Linked DNA regions of Homo sapiens: all the other regions are linked to region 2. The links are chromatin contacts, found by Hi-C or POLR2A ChIA-PET in ENCODE. All regions are on one chromosome and are shown on one strand. The core of a region is the stretch at or near the end of the contact, and the rest is flanking DNA. Distances in the headings are between cores, read along the strand shown. Region 1 overlaps LOC105372548 (a long non-coding RNA gene). Region 2 has its middle 6.4 kb from the start of BFSP1. Region 3 has its middle 110 kb from the start of SNORD17.

Evidence for each region. A loop is a pair of places that touch in the nucleus more often than their neighbours do. ChIA-PET counts read pairs that join two places held with the same protein, here RNA polymerase II (POLR2A). Pooled maps may share reads with other maps.
Region 1: a loop to region 2 is called in a pooled map, with 3 times the contacts of the local background. The contact joins two enhancer-like sites. A Hi-C loop is called at or near these places in 2 of 50 pooled maps. POLR2A ChIA-PET finds 5 or more read pairs at or near these places in 2 of 52 experiments (BJ and activated B cell).
Region 3: a loop to region 2 is called in a map with no recorded cell type, with 4 times the contacts of the local background. The contact joins two enhancer-like sites. A Hi-C loop is called at or near these places in 1 of 37 single-sample maps with no recorded cell type and 6 of 50 pooled maps. POLR2A ChIA-PET finds 5 or more read pairs at or near these places in 2 of 52 experiments (HepG2 and Panc1).

The regions. Positions count from the first base shown.
Region 1 is chr20:17,877,877-17,882,061 of GRCh38, reverse strand. It overlaps LOC105372548 (a long non-coding RNA gene), which reads right to left. Exons shown (of 4, transcript XR_937297.3): 3 at 3,681-3,807. Among named protein-coding and RNA genes, the nearest start is that of SNORD17, 83 kb to the left of the region's middle. RefSeq lists an enhancer at 1-13. Within about 2 kb of position 2,846, at least 4 of the 41 ENCODE cell types and tissues checked have a DNase peak (open chromatin) inside an H3K27ac peak, as active enhancers do.
Region 2 is chr20:17,535,481-17,540,168 of GRCh38, reverse strand. It overlaps a transcript of BFSP1 not described here. Among named protein-coding and RNA genes, the nearest start is that of BFSP1, 6.4 kb to the right of the region's middle. RefSeq lists silencers at 1,338-1,538, 2,913-2,982. Within about 2 kb of position 3,073, at least 6 of the 41 ENCODE cell types and tissues checked have a DNase peak (open chromatin) inside an H3K27ac peak, as active enhancers do.
Region 3 is chr20:17,853,465-17,858,146 of GRCh38, reverse strand. No RefSeq gene overlaps it. Among named protein-coding and RNA genes, the nearest start is that of SNORD17, 110 kb to the left of the region's middle. Within about 2 kb of position 1,791, at least 11 of the 41 ENCODE cell types and tissues checked have a DNase peak (open chromatin) inside an H3K27ac peak, as active enhancers do.

The sequences.
Region 1 (4,185 bases), core at 1,597-4,096, 340 kb before region 2:
GCATGAATGTTTATAAGGTTTGTTCTGGCAAGATTCCTGGTCAACTGAAAGGGTCTGTGTGGGTCCATGGCATCTTAAGGCCCAGACCAGCTCCTCCTTGACCATTTTCCTGGCCTCATCCCCTGCTCTGTAATTTGCTCACATGGTCCTGCCAGGCAGGGCCAGCCTCATGGGCTTGTAACCTGTGGAGTCACATGGTGTCCCATGCCCAGATGAGCCCTTGCACTTGGCTTCGTACTCTGCTGTCACTATCTTGGAATTCTTAATACCTTTTGAACAAGGGGCCCACATTTTCATTTTGCACTGAACCCCACAAAAATATAGCCAGTCCTGCCTCAGGGCTCAGGGAGGGGACAGGAGAGCTCTCAGTCATAGCTCGAGAGAGTCCTTAGCCCACCTCCCCAACCTCTCCCTGACTCAGGCCTCCACCACCATGGCGGGGGCTAAGTGACAGTCTCTCTTTTTTTTTGAGACAGAGTCTCGCTCTTGTTGCCCAGGCTGGAGTGCAATGGTGCGATCTCGGCTCATTGTAACCTCCACCACCCGGGTTCAAGCAATTTTCCTGCCTGAGTCTCCTGAGTAGCTAAGATTACAGGTGCTCGCCACCATGCCCGGCTAATTTTTGTATTTTTAGTAGAGATGGGGTTTCACCATGTTGGCCAGGCTGGTCTCAAACTCCTGACCTCAGGTGATCCTCCGGCCTTGTCCTCCCAAAGTGCTGGGATTACAGACGTGAGCCACTGCGCCCGGCCAAAGTGACAGTCTCTTAAGCACTTTGTGGACATCAACTTACTCTGAAACCTCCTGCACAATTATTTTTTTTAAAAATAATTGCTTCATTAAAATTATATACACTTATTGTGAAATTTTAAACAATGTAGAAAAATACCAAGAAGAAAGTGAAGAAAAAATGATTCAAATTCCATTATGAAGAGATCACTGTTATTAGCATTTTGGTGAACTTTATTATGGTGCTCTGTGTGTGCGTGTGTATTTATATATATTTATATTCACACCTATATATATGTATCTACACACATTTACCTACATATAGTTTTATGTAAATGGGATCATAATGTACATATTATATGTCTGTGTGTGTATATATATTTAACAATATATTAAGTTTTGGGCAGTTCAAGGTCCAGGACCTATAGATTTATTTCACTAATTCTGACAGTTGCATGGAGTTCCATTGCACTTTAAACCATCATAAATGACTGACCCAGTCCCCTGTAGCTGCATGTGGCAGCGGCTGCCACATGTTCACTCTTAAAAACAAGGCCATGGGGTCTGGGCGCGGTGGCTCATGCCTGTAATCCTAGCACTGTGAGAGGCTGAGACAGGCATATCACCTGAGGTCAGGAGTTCGAGACCAGCCTGGCCAAGATGGCAAAACCCCATCTCTACTAAAAATACAAAAATTAGTCAAGTGTCGTGGCAGGCACCTGTAATCCCAGCTACTCAGGAGGCTGAGGCTGGAGAATCGCTTGAACCTGAGAGACAGAGGTTTTAGTGAGCCGAGATTGTGCCACTGCACTCCAGCCTGGGTGACAGAGAGAGACTCTGTCTCAAAAAAACAAACAAACAAAAAACAAGGCTATGGTGAACATTCCTACAGATACACCTTTGGTGGGGAGGGCAATCCTGGGTTTCCTGTTCCCTTGTTTATAACGGAGGGGCTGAAACGTTCAGAAGCCCCGAGCAGTGGGCAGTTAGATGGGGGCATATTTCAACCCCTGGGGTTGAAGTGGTTGTTCCCAAACCTGACTGTATTTTCATTCTCCGAGGCACGTGTTGAATATCCCAACCCAAATCTCCGGGGACCCAGTCACCCTGCTGCCCTTTGCACAGGCCCCAGAGACTTGTTCTTTTTTTTTTTTTTTTTTTTAATTTTTGTTTGTAGAGATAGGGTCTTGCCATGCTGCTCAGGCTGGCCTTGAATGCCTGGGCTCGTGATCCTCCTGCCTTGGCCTCCCAAAGCGCTGGGAGTATAGGTGTGAGCCACCGAGCCCAGCTGACTTGCTTCTTTAAATTAGTTCCTAGCAGACCCACTTGTGCTTTCCTCCTTTGCCTCTGGCCCTGGGTGTCCTCTCTGAGAAGGGACAACGACAGCGCTCTGCTCTGAGGAGCTGGCTCAGTTGCCTGTCACTTGGATGATGCCTCGTGCCATAGCTTTGGACATCTCCATCAGCACTGCGTCCCCTGCCTTGCAGCACCTGACATAATGGCAGGTGCCCAACAAGTATCTTTGCATTGGATGAAAAGTCTTCTTGGCCAGGCGCAGCGGCTCACACCTGTAAACCCAGCACTTTGGGAGGCCGAGGTGGACAGATCACCTGACGTCAGGAGTTCAAGACCAGCCTGGCCAACATGGTGAAACCCTGTCTCTACTAAAAATACAAAAATTAGCCGGGTGTGGTGGTGGGTGCCTGTAATCCCAGCTACTTGGGAAGCTGAGACAGGAGAATCTCTTGAACCCAGGAGGCGGAGGTTTTAGTGAGCCGAGATCACACCACTGCACTCCAGCCTGGGCAACAAAGAGCGAAACTCTGTCTCAAAAAAAAAAAAAAAAAAAGAAAAGAAAAGTAGTTTCACATCCTTTTTTTTAAATTTCCCCTCAACATTTTATTATAAAGATTTTCAAACACACAGAAAAGTTGAATGCATTTTCCAGTGAACACCCACATATGTACCCCCTAGATGGCATTTTACTGTATCTCTTCATCACACAGCTCTGCATCTACCCATTACTTCATCTTATTGTTTTCCACCTTTCAAGGGGAGCCACAAACCTCAGTACACTTCACTCCCAAAGGTCTCCACATGTATATCATTAAGTAGCATTCAGGAATGCCTTTATAGTTCATTTTAGGTAAAATTTACATAGAGTGAAATGTTCCAATCTTAAGTGCACCATTTGCTGGATTGTGACAAATGCAGACATCTGTTAAATCAGACTCCTCCCAAGGGAAGGATGTTCCCGTCCCCTCAGAAGGTTCCTTCGTGTCCCTTGCCAGTCAGGCCACCCCCACACTGCCCCCTGCGGCAACCCCTGTTCAGGTTTTTATTTCATTATAGATGAGTGTTTCCTGTTCTAAAACTTCTTAGAAATGATTTGTACTGCAGGTGCCCTTCTGAATTCTGGCTTCTTTCCCTCCCTGTAGCGATTCTGAAATCTGTCCTCGTTGCTGTGGGTTTCAGTAGCTTGTCCCCTGCTGTTGCTGAGCGGGGTCCCCCTGTGTGCATGTACCTACCATGGGGTGTTCATCCCTCCCACTCTGTATCACTCAGCACACATTAAAACACCCTTATATACTATCTCTCACTCAACTCAATTTGCCTGAGGTCCCACTGCCAATTCAAGGGCAGTCAGGATTTGTCTCTATGTTTCCAGGCAGGGAACCCATCCAAAGGTCACCGATGAAGACCTGCCCAATCTTACTGGCCCTCCGGTGGCCTCTACTCAATCTGCCCCCTGCCCCAGCCAGCACTGCAGGGCTTCCTGACGGTGGTGGGTACGTTGGCTGCCTCGGCTTCCTCTCCTCATGTTCCCCCTTCAATTCACTGCAGGCTGGCTTTGGCTGCCCCTTCCCATCTTATCAGTCCTCCTAGTAACATCCAACGCGGCCACCCCCGCTGCTCAGAGAAACCTCCCCTCTGTTGCCCTCTGTGCTCACCCGCCTGCCTCCACGGCTGCTGCGACTCAGTTTCCTTGGCTGTCCCTCCTCTCGGTGACCTTCAGCGTTGAGGAGTCTTCAAGGTCTAGCTCTGGACAGTTGTCTCTGCTCTCTGAACTCTCACTTCCTACAAGGTTGCATCCAGAACCATGGCTTTAAATTCCACCCAGGTGCTGGTAACGCCACAGCCAGACCTTCCCTTAATTCCGGAATCTCCAGGCTTGGATAACCATAATCTCCACTTCAGGCTCAAATAATCCTCCCAAATTTAACAGCACCAGAAACAGAAGCCTTGGTTCCCCTCTCTAGTCTGATCCTGCCCTGCCCTCCCATCCCCAGTAAGTGGTCCCATGAACCCAGAGGTAGCTCAAGCCTGAAGCCTGGGGGTTGTTCTTGATTTCTCCCATGTCCTTGTCTCCTACATCTAACTTATTACCAATCCACAGAGCATCCATCTCCAAATCACATGCTTTTTTTAAACCATAGTGTGGAGGTATGATTGACA
Region 2 (4,688 bases), core at 1,824-4,323:
GGTTGGAATAGGTCATTCTTTGAATTTTGGCCAGACCCTGCTAAACAATGGCGAACTTCTGTAAACTGACTATTTTTAGAATTTCATTAGAAAACTTCATGTGGAGTTTAGGTCTGAGGGGCCGTTGAGGGGCTTAAAATGTATAGTATACTCCTAAACTGTACCTTACTATACTCCTAAACTGTATGCACAATATGAAAATAGTTCATAAAATAGCTTGCACTATTGTTGTCCCCCCCAATTTCAGGTCAACGCTGGGAAGCTAGTGAACTTTGGAAGATAGAACATGTTCTCTTGTGTTCAATCAGTCCCTACTGATATTAATAGAAAAGTAGACCTGGACCTACAAAACAATGGACAGCCCAAATGTATGTTTCTTTTTTTAATTTTTGTCTTTTTTTTTGAGATAGAGTTTTGCTCTGTGGCCCATGCTGGAGTGCAGCGACACAATCATGGCTCACTGCAGCCTTGACCTGCCAGGCTCAGTCTATCCTCCCACCTCAGCCTCCCGAGTAGCTAGGACTACAGAGGTACACACCACCATGCTCAGCTAATTTTTTGTATTATTATTATTATTTTTTATATATAGCGACAGGGTTTTGCCATGTTGCCCAGGCTGGTTTCAAATTCCTGTGCTCAATCAATCCACCTGCCTCAGCCTCCCAAAGTGCTGGGCGAGAGCCAGATGCCCAGCCCCCAAATGTATGTTCAATCTATGAATATATGAATGTATATTTCTATCAGAAATATATTCATGGGCTGGGCATGGTGGCTCACACGTGTAATCCCAATACCTGGGGAGGCTGAGTCAGGAGGATCACTTGAGGCCAGGAATTCGAGACCACCTGAGCAGCACAGCAAGACTCCTGTGTGTATGAAACAGTTTAAAAATTAGCTGGGCATGGTAGTGTGCACCTGTAGTCCCAGCTAGTTTGGCAGCTGAGGTGGGTGAGTCGCTTGAGCCCAGGAGGTTGAGGCTGCAGTGAGCTGAGATTGTACCACTGCACTTCAGCCTGGGCTGAGCAAGACCCCATTGCAAAAAAAAAAAAAAAAAAAAAAAAAAGAAGAAGAAATATATTCATGGATGCATGTGCCCAATTCCTTGGGATCTATCTCCTAACTGATACAAAGCAGGGCTGGAACATCCTTCTTTTTAGGACAGAGTGGGCATGCCAGTTGGACAACTGTGGCTTGGTAATATATCAAACCACTTGACAGTGTATTCCCAGAAGGAAACGGGCTGTGGTTCAGATGTAGGCTGACCCAACTTGAAAGTGGTGGTAGGTTTGTTTAATGATATCTTAGAGAGAAATATAGGGCAGAAATATGAATACCATGGCTAGATTTATAGCCACAGAAATTATAACTGTAAAAGACACTTCTCCAAACGCAGTCCTGAGGATGGCACCTGCTGGGACAATGACTCATTTCTGCATTTCTGAGGTCATGGGAAGGGCTGCTTTTCATGCATAACCAGAATGACGATGAGTTGGTACGACAATGTCTCAAGGACATTCTGAGACTGTGCAGAGAAGGCAAGTCCAGATGTCTCTGAAAATCCGTACCATCATTTCGGTAGGTGTAAAACTCCTACCGTGGTTGTCAATGAAATCCTGGTTGCTGAGATCATGATACCATCTGGTGAATCAAAGGAAGATTTTTGCGTTTTCTTGCTATCATTAAGAAACACCTGTTCTCAGCACAATTTTCCTGGAGGTGTTGGGATTTTGAGAGGTAACTTTTTCTTTTGTTACAATTTCAAACTTATGGAAAAGTTGCAGGAGGAGTAAAAGGAACTTCTATACCTCTTACCTAAATCCACCAATCATTTGCTTTATTATTTTATGTATTTATTTATATATGTTTATATCAACATAAATGCATATCTATTATTTATTTTTTGAACCATTGAGAGTAAGTTGGACATCATGCCTCATCCCCAAACCAGTTTCCTATGAACGAGGTCATTTTCTTTCCTTCCTTCCCTTCCCTTTCTTCCTTCCTCCTTTCCTTTCCTTTCCTTTCTCTCTTTCTTTTTTTTTTCTTTTGAGACACAGTGTCCTTCTGTCACCCAGGCTGGAGTGCAGTGGCACAGTCTTGGCTCACGGCAACCTCTGCCTCCCAGGCTCAAGTGATCCTCTCATCTCAGCCTCCCAAGTAGCTGGAACTACAGACATGTGCCACCATGCCCGGCCAATTTTTGTATTTTTGGGGGTAGAGACAGGGTCTCATTATATTGCCCAGGCTGGTCTTGGATTCCTGGGCTCAAGTAACCCTCCTGCCTCGACCTCCCAAAGTGCTGGGATTACAGGGGTGAGCCACAGCACCCAGCCAAGGTCATTTTCTTACATGTCGTAATACAATGTTTAAAATTAGACATTTTAACTCTGTTACAATATTTTTATCAATCCTCATTCCATATTCAAATTTCATCAATTGTCATCACAATGTCCCTTATAGATTTTATTTTTGCAGTCTAGGGTCCAGTTTAGGATCCTGCATTACATTTGGTAATCCTGCCTTTTGTCGGTGCCTGTCAGTCAAAGCACCAGGCACACACTTGCTGTCACACAAATTTGTTTTTTTTTTTTTTTTTTTTTGGTGCTTCAGTTTCTGAATTAGACCCTGAGAAAAGCAGGTTGGATGCTTAGTGCTCTCTTTGATAGTGTTTGAATCTCAGGCTTCATTTTCCAGCAACTCTTCAGAGTCAACTGCGTGTGTGCAGTTAGTTGGAGAGAGAGCCTTGCTTCTGAGTGTGTTTCTCCATCTGCTGTGACCCTTCCTACAGACTCATCACTTCCAGGAGCACTGAGCATACTTCACGGGTGCGTCTTTAGAGACTGGGGCCTCATGGAGAGGCCTGGCTACAGGGAGCAGGGATAGTAGGGATCCGGGAGCCAGGGGTCTGCCTGCCCTTTTACTCCTGGGCTGTCACTTTCCATGGCTGACTTACCTTTTGAGTTGGTCCAGTTTGGTGGAAAGGCTTCAAGCTGCACCCTGGTGGGACCATGTGGCAGGGCATTCAATTTTAGTATAGGGTGGCCCTCTTGTGGCAGACATTTGCATGTTCTGGGTAAAGGACGGATGGTAAAAGGTGCAGAGTCAGAGTGTTAGAGCAGTGTATTCGTTTGCTAGGGCTTCCAGAACAAAGCACCACAGACGGGTCCACCCTAACAGCCTCAATTACCTCTTTACAGGCCCCATCTCTGAAGGCAGCCACATTTTGAGGGAGTTAGGACTTCAACATGTGAGATTTGGAGGAATACAATTCTGCTCATAATAAGCAGAAAGGAACCTTAGATATTCTTTAGCTTAAGTCCATCATTGTAGAAAACAGATTGACCTGTTCAAGGTCACACAATAGTAGGCAGCAGAGACCTAACGTGAAACCCACCTCTAAGGAATATATGATTACCTCCATTACCTTTTGTTTCTGTAAAATGTCCAAAGCAAACTCAGAATGTATCTCAACTGAAAGGGATGGCTCAAAATGCTAGAGTATGAAATTGACTAAAAGGCAAAACATCTAAGCCTATTTTACTCAGGCTTTTAGATATTTGTTAGTGAAGAAAAATGTTAATTAAAAAATTTTGAAACTGTATTTTACATTTAAATAACTTTATTTTATTTATTTTTTGAGACAGGGTCTCATTCTATCACCTAGACTGGAGTGCAGTGGTGCAATCTCAGCTCACTGCAGTCTCTGCCTCCCAGGCTCCAGCAATCCTCCTACCTCAGCCTCCTGAGTATCTGAGACTACAGGCATGTGCCTATATTTTTTGTCGACATGGGGTTTCACGATGTTGCCCAGGCTGGTCTTGAACTTCCGGGCTCAAGCAGTCCACCCGCCTTGGCCTCCCAAAGTGCTGGGATTGTAGGTATGAGCCACTTCACCCAGCCTTAAACAACTTTAAATGGAATAAAAGATATGATGAACATTAAACCTGGCATATTTCACTAATTTCTGATATTTTTGTACTGCTAAAATTACCATGCATCTGGTATTTTGCTTTTCTTTTCCCCTTCAAGTTTGTTATAAGCATTTTTATTTATATCATAGTATATTCCACAAGGTTAAAATTGTTTGGTGGGGCCAGGTGTGCTAACTCTTACCTGTGATCCCAGCACTTTGGGAGGCTGAGGCAGGAGGATTGCTTGAGGGCAGGGAGTTCGAGACCAGTGTGGGTAACATAGCAAGACCCTGTTTTTTTAAAAAAATAAATACATAAATAAAATAAATAAGTAAAATTGTTCAATGGTTATAGCCCATTTTCTCCTATTGTTACTGCAGTTTGCTAAGCCATTCTCCTCTCTGCACCTCTCCCTCTCTTAGCCATTATACATATATATAGCTATAACATAAAGCAAGTAATATTTATTAAATGTCTATACTGCAAAGGTGATCACACTTTTTGCAGGTGTTTTGGAAAATAATTTCAAACTTTCTAGGAAAAATGGCAAGAATAGTACAAACAACCCAGATTCACCTCTTAATATTTTGTCTAATTTCCTTACTATCTCTCATACTTATTTATGTTTATATTTATACATGTCATTTTATTCAGAATCATTTGAGAATAAGTTGCATACATCATGGGTCTTTGCTCCTAGATAGTTCAGAGTATATTTTCCTTTTTTTGAGATGAAGTCTCGCTCTGTTGCCAGGCTGGAGTGCATTGGCATTATCT
Region 3 (4,682 bases), core at 542-3,041, 320 kb before region 2:
CTGCTGTCTCCAGTCTCTCAGTTTATTTCTTGTATTGAAGTCATCATGCCTGATTGGCATGTGATAATCTTCCATTGTGTATCTGTCTTACTCCTCAAGTTGGAAGAGACAGTATTTCCTTCAGCTTAACGGGGATGGTGTGTGGGTAAACCAGCTCTCCAGGAGAAAAAGCACCCTGATTTGTAGTGCTAGCCAATTCCCATGGTGTAAACGCTCCCACCATGGTCAGTTTCAAGCTATGATGGTTTAACAACTGGCTCAAAAAATTCCTGAGCATTTAACAGTTGGCTTTCATGAGTCAGTGCTAGCAGGCTCCAGCTTGCTACTGCTTAGGGTCTACCCACTGCAGAGGCTTAAGGCTTGCATTTAGTAGGCGTGCAACAGGCTGGTGCCACAAACTCTTACTTGGGTGTATTATTTGATTCAACACTTTTTTTTTTCCTGAAACCCCTACTTTGTTCCTAGAAGAATTTTAAATGGATATAGGGGAAGATCATTTGCAAACATGGTGACAATCCTTCCCCCTCCCTAAATCTATGCCCCTTTCCAATGTGACTTTGTAGCTTCTGGGGCTGATTTCCAGTCCTTGAATCAGGGATGGCCTTTTGACTTGACTTAGCCATTGGAATATGTTGGGAGTCACCTTATGACAGTTCCAAGCCTGGGCCTCAAGAGGCCCTGAGTACTGCTGCTCTTGTCTTGGGAGCCTGTTGGTTACCATGGATAAAGCCCAGGCTACTGTGCATAAAGCTCAGGCTATGCTGCTGAGGATGAGAGACCACGTGGAGCAGAGGCATACTGTCTCAGCTGAGCCATCCCAGATCAGACAGGCCCAGCAAACCCAGCAGCTGACCAAAGACATAGGAATGAGCCCAGCTAAGCACAACCCAAATGGCTAATATGAGGACTCATGAGCTAAATAAACAATAGTTATTTTAACCACTACATTTTGGAGTGGTTTGTTATGCAGCAAAAGCTGATACACCATCTTTGCATTCAGAAGTAGCTTAGCTTTTGACTGGAATGTCCATCTCTATCTGAGTGAGATATAGATAGCTTCATATTCCCTGCTATCCATCAGCCAAGAGCAAGAAGACCAAGTGTCAGCACCATTGGCCCTCCCAGCACGTAAGTTCCAGTAGAGTCTTACATCTCTCCCTAAACACAGCCTACAGGAACCTGGAAGATGTGGACGTTCTGGCTCCCTGATGGAAGAGTTGGACAAGAGGCATGGAGTCTGTGTCTATACACCAGAGTTAAGGTGAGCTCTCCTTGCCTTTGACTTTGCCTGTGCCGTGAAGTCATGCGGCTGGAGCTGCTCTTTTCCTATTAGTCAATGAAGACTTAACTGCCATTTGTGGGAAATGTCCAGCCAGGAATGGGAAACTCACAAATTCTTCTCTTTTCTGCCCCATAGAATTATTATTATTATTATTATTATTATTATTACTATTTTTTTTTTGATAGGACAAGAGGATCCTAATGTATCTGGGTTGGGGAAGAGAGAAAGAGCTGTGTGTTAAAGCTAACAATAATTTTCTACTTTCAGTTCAAGAGTAAAATCTCTCCTGTAATCTGTGAAGGAGTGTGTGAAAAACAAAACAAAACCCAACCTGCCCTCCAGGTTTGAACTGTAGAAACTCTGTGGTAGAAAAAAAAGGCATTCTAGGGAAGAAGAGAGGAAGCAGGCCATGAAACAGATTTGCAGCTGCAGGACGTGGTGGTGTGTGGTTCCCCTCTAACCAGCTGTGTGACCTTGGGCAAATCTCCCGGCCCCACTGGGACTGCATATCACATGGGGCTGGACTAGAGAACCCCACTCCCTAGAGGATACAGTATTTTTATGAGGGAGAGCTGGAGAGGCTCCTGACTTTTGATTGTTTACCCCTGGAGGTGTGTACAACCACGTGCCATTGACAGACAATGTACCCATTGTATGACAGGGAGGTAGTGGTGCCTTCCCCAAGTTATAATTGGCCTTGGGACACAGTCAGTACATACACACCCAACATTAGACACTCCATCACTGAGCAACTCAGTGCCTCTCATTCACAAGCTGTGTGATCCTAGGAGGTTATTCCACTTCTCTGATCTTCCATTTCTTTCTGTCCCTCCCTCCCTCCCTCCCTCCCTCCCTCCCTCCCTCCCTCCCTCCCTCTCTGTCTCCCTCTCTCTCTCTTTCTTTCTTTCTTTCTCTCTTTTTCTTTTCTTTCTTTCTTTTCTCTCTTTCTCTCTTTCTTTCAACAGGGTCTCACTCTGTCACCCAGGCTGGAGTGCAGTGGCATGATCTCGGCTCATTACATCCTCAACTTCCTGGGCTCAAGTGACCCTCCCACCTCAGCCTCTGGAGTAGTTGGGACTACAGGCATGCACCACCATGCTTGGATAATTTTTTTTTATTATTTGTAGAAATGGGGTTTCACCATGTTGCCCAGGCTGGTCTTGAACTCCTGGGCTCAACAGATCCTCTGGCCTTGGCCTCCCAAATTGCTGGGATTACAAGTGTGAGGCACCACATCCAGCCTGATTTTCCATTTCTTCCTCTAAAGTGTCATGTCATGTGAAACTTTTACAATGCTGGATTGTAAGAAATATTGAATGAAAAAACATATATAGTGATACTGTATGATTCAATACATAGAACATATACAGAAGCTTATTTTTATCTATTCACTTACAGGAAATCATGTTGACCAGAAGGTCTAATTTGGCCTCAAGCAGCCACACTACACTCAGACCTTCTGGGATTTTTCATTTTTCAGTTTCAGGACTTTTTTGTTCAGTTATATGTGTACTGGAACAATCTTTTTTTTTTGGCTATAATTTTTTTTAGGTTTTATGGAACACCCTTGGTGCTTATCTCAAAGGGTTATCAAAAGGATTACATGAGGCCAGGCATGGTGGCTCACACCTGTAATCCCAGCACTTTGGGAGGCCAAGGCAGGTGGATCACGAGGTCAGGAGATCGAGACCATCCTGGCTAACATGGTGAAACCCCGTCTCTACTAAAAATACAAAAAATTAGCCGGGCATGGTGGCGGGCGCCTGTAGTCCCAGCTACTTGCCAGGCTGAGGCAGGAGAATGGTGTGAACGTGGGAGGAGGAGCTTGCAGTGAGCCAAGATGGCGCCACTGCACTCCAGCCTGGGAGAAACAGCGAGACTCCATCTCAAATAAATAAATAAATAAATAAAATAAAAAAGGATTACATGAAATAATCCACCTAAAGCATGAAGGTTAGTTCCTGGACCAGTGGATGCTTCATCTATGGCAGCTACTATAGTGACTTCCCCACAGTGCTGGATGTTTGCTCTTGCTAATGCGGGGATTGATCTCCAGCTCTGGCTGGCAGGGCCTCTCAAGAACCCAGCCATCCTGGTTCCCCAGACCACAGGTCATCTCCCCACCTAAGATCATTCTCCCACAGTCCCCTCCTGTTGGGGATAGGGTGACAAAGACTTCTCCCTTGCTGCTCATGCTCTCCATTTCTGTAGGAATCAGAAAAGACGCAAAGCTGTCAGCTGAGACAATCTTCTGCCTTCAGGTAGGCACAGGGCCCTTCTCATCCCCATCACACAGCTCAGGCGGTGGAGACTGTCACTTTCCTGTTTGTCCTCAGATCCATCCCTCATCCTTCTCTGCTGTGCTGTGTTGCACGGCCCTGACCTCTGTGGACTACATTTCCCAGGCTCCCCTGCACCCTGGCTTCCTGACAAGTTCAGTCAATGGGAAGCAGTGGCAGGAGATTGAGCTTGGTAGAAGAGAGAAGCCAGGAATATTCTCTCTCCAGCCCTTTCTGTTTCAGGTGATGCCTCCAGCAGTGGCCAAGTCTCCTCCATAACTTCGGCTCCTAATAATACCCTCTCTTCCCTTGTTCCTCTAGCCCTGGGGAAGTAGCAGTTTCTACTTTCTGGGTTGCTCTACCCTCCCGTTTAGGTTTTCAGCTCTTCCATCACCTTTGCAACTACAGGTGACCCTTGAACAACATGGGTTTGAACTGCACAGGTCCTCTTCTACATGGATTTTTTTCAATAAACATTTTTTGGAGATTTGTGATAATTTAAAAAAGCTTGCAGCATGGTCTAGAAATATCAAGAAAATTCAGGAAAAGTTAGGTATGTCATGAATGCATAAAATATATGTAGATAGGAGTCTATTTTATCATTTACTACCATAAAATATACACAAATCTATTCTAAAAAGTTAAAATTTATCAAAACTTACACATACGGACACAGACCATACATGGTGCCTTTCAATCAAGATAAATGGAAACAAACGAAGATACAGTATTAAATCATAACTGCATCGAATTCACTGTACTGATACCATACTACTGTCATAATTTCATAGCCACCTCTTGTTGCTATTGTGGCAAGCTCCTGTTGCAAGTATCCACTTAAACACCATATGATGCTGATCATCTCCCTGTGAGCAGTTTGTCTCTAATGATACACTGCATATTGCAGTGAAAAGTGATCTCTTCTGGTTCTCGTGTATTTTTCTTTGTGTGCAGTGCATACCATAAACCCTGAATAGCACCATGAGACCCACATGAAGTGCCACTAGTGGTGCTGGGGGTGCTCCCAAGAAGCAGAGGAAAGCCATGACATTACAAGAAAGTTGAATTGCTTGATGTTTACCATAGATTGATGTCTGCAGCTGAGGTTGCCGGCTATTTCA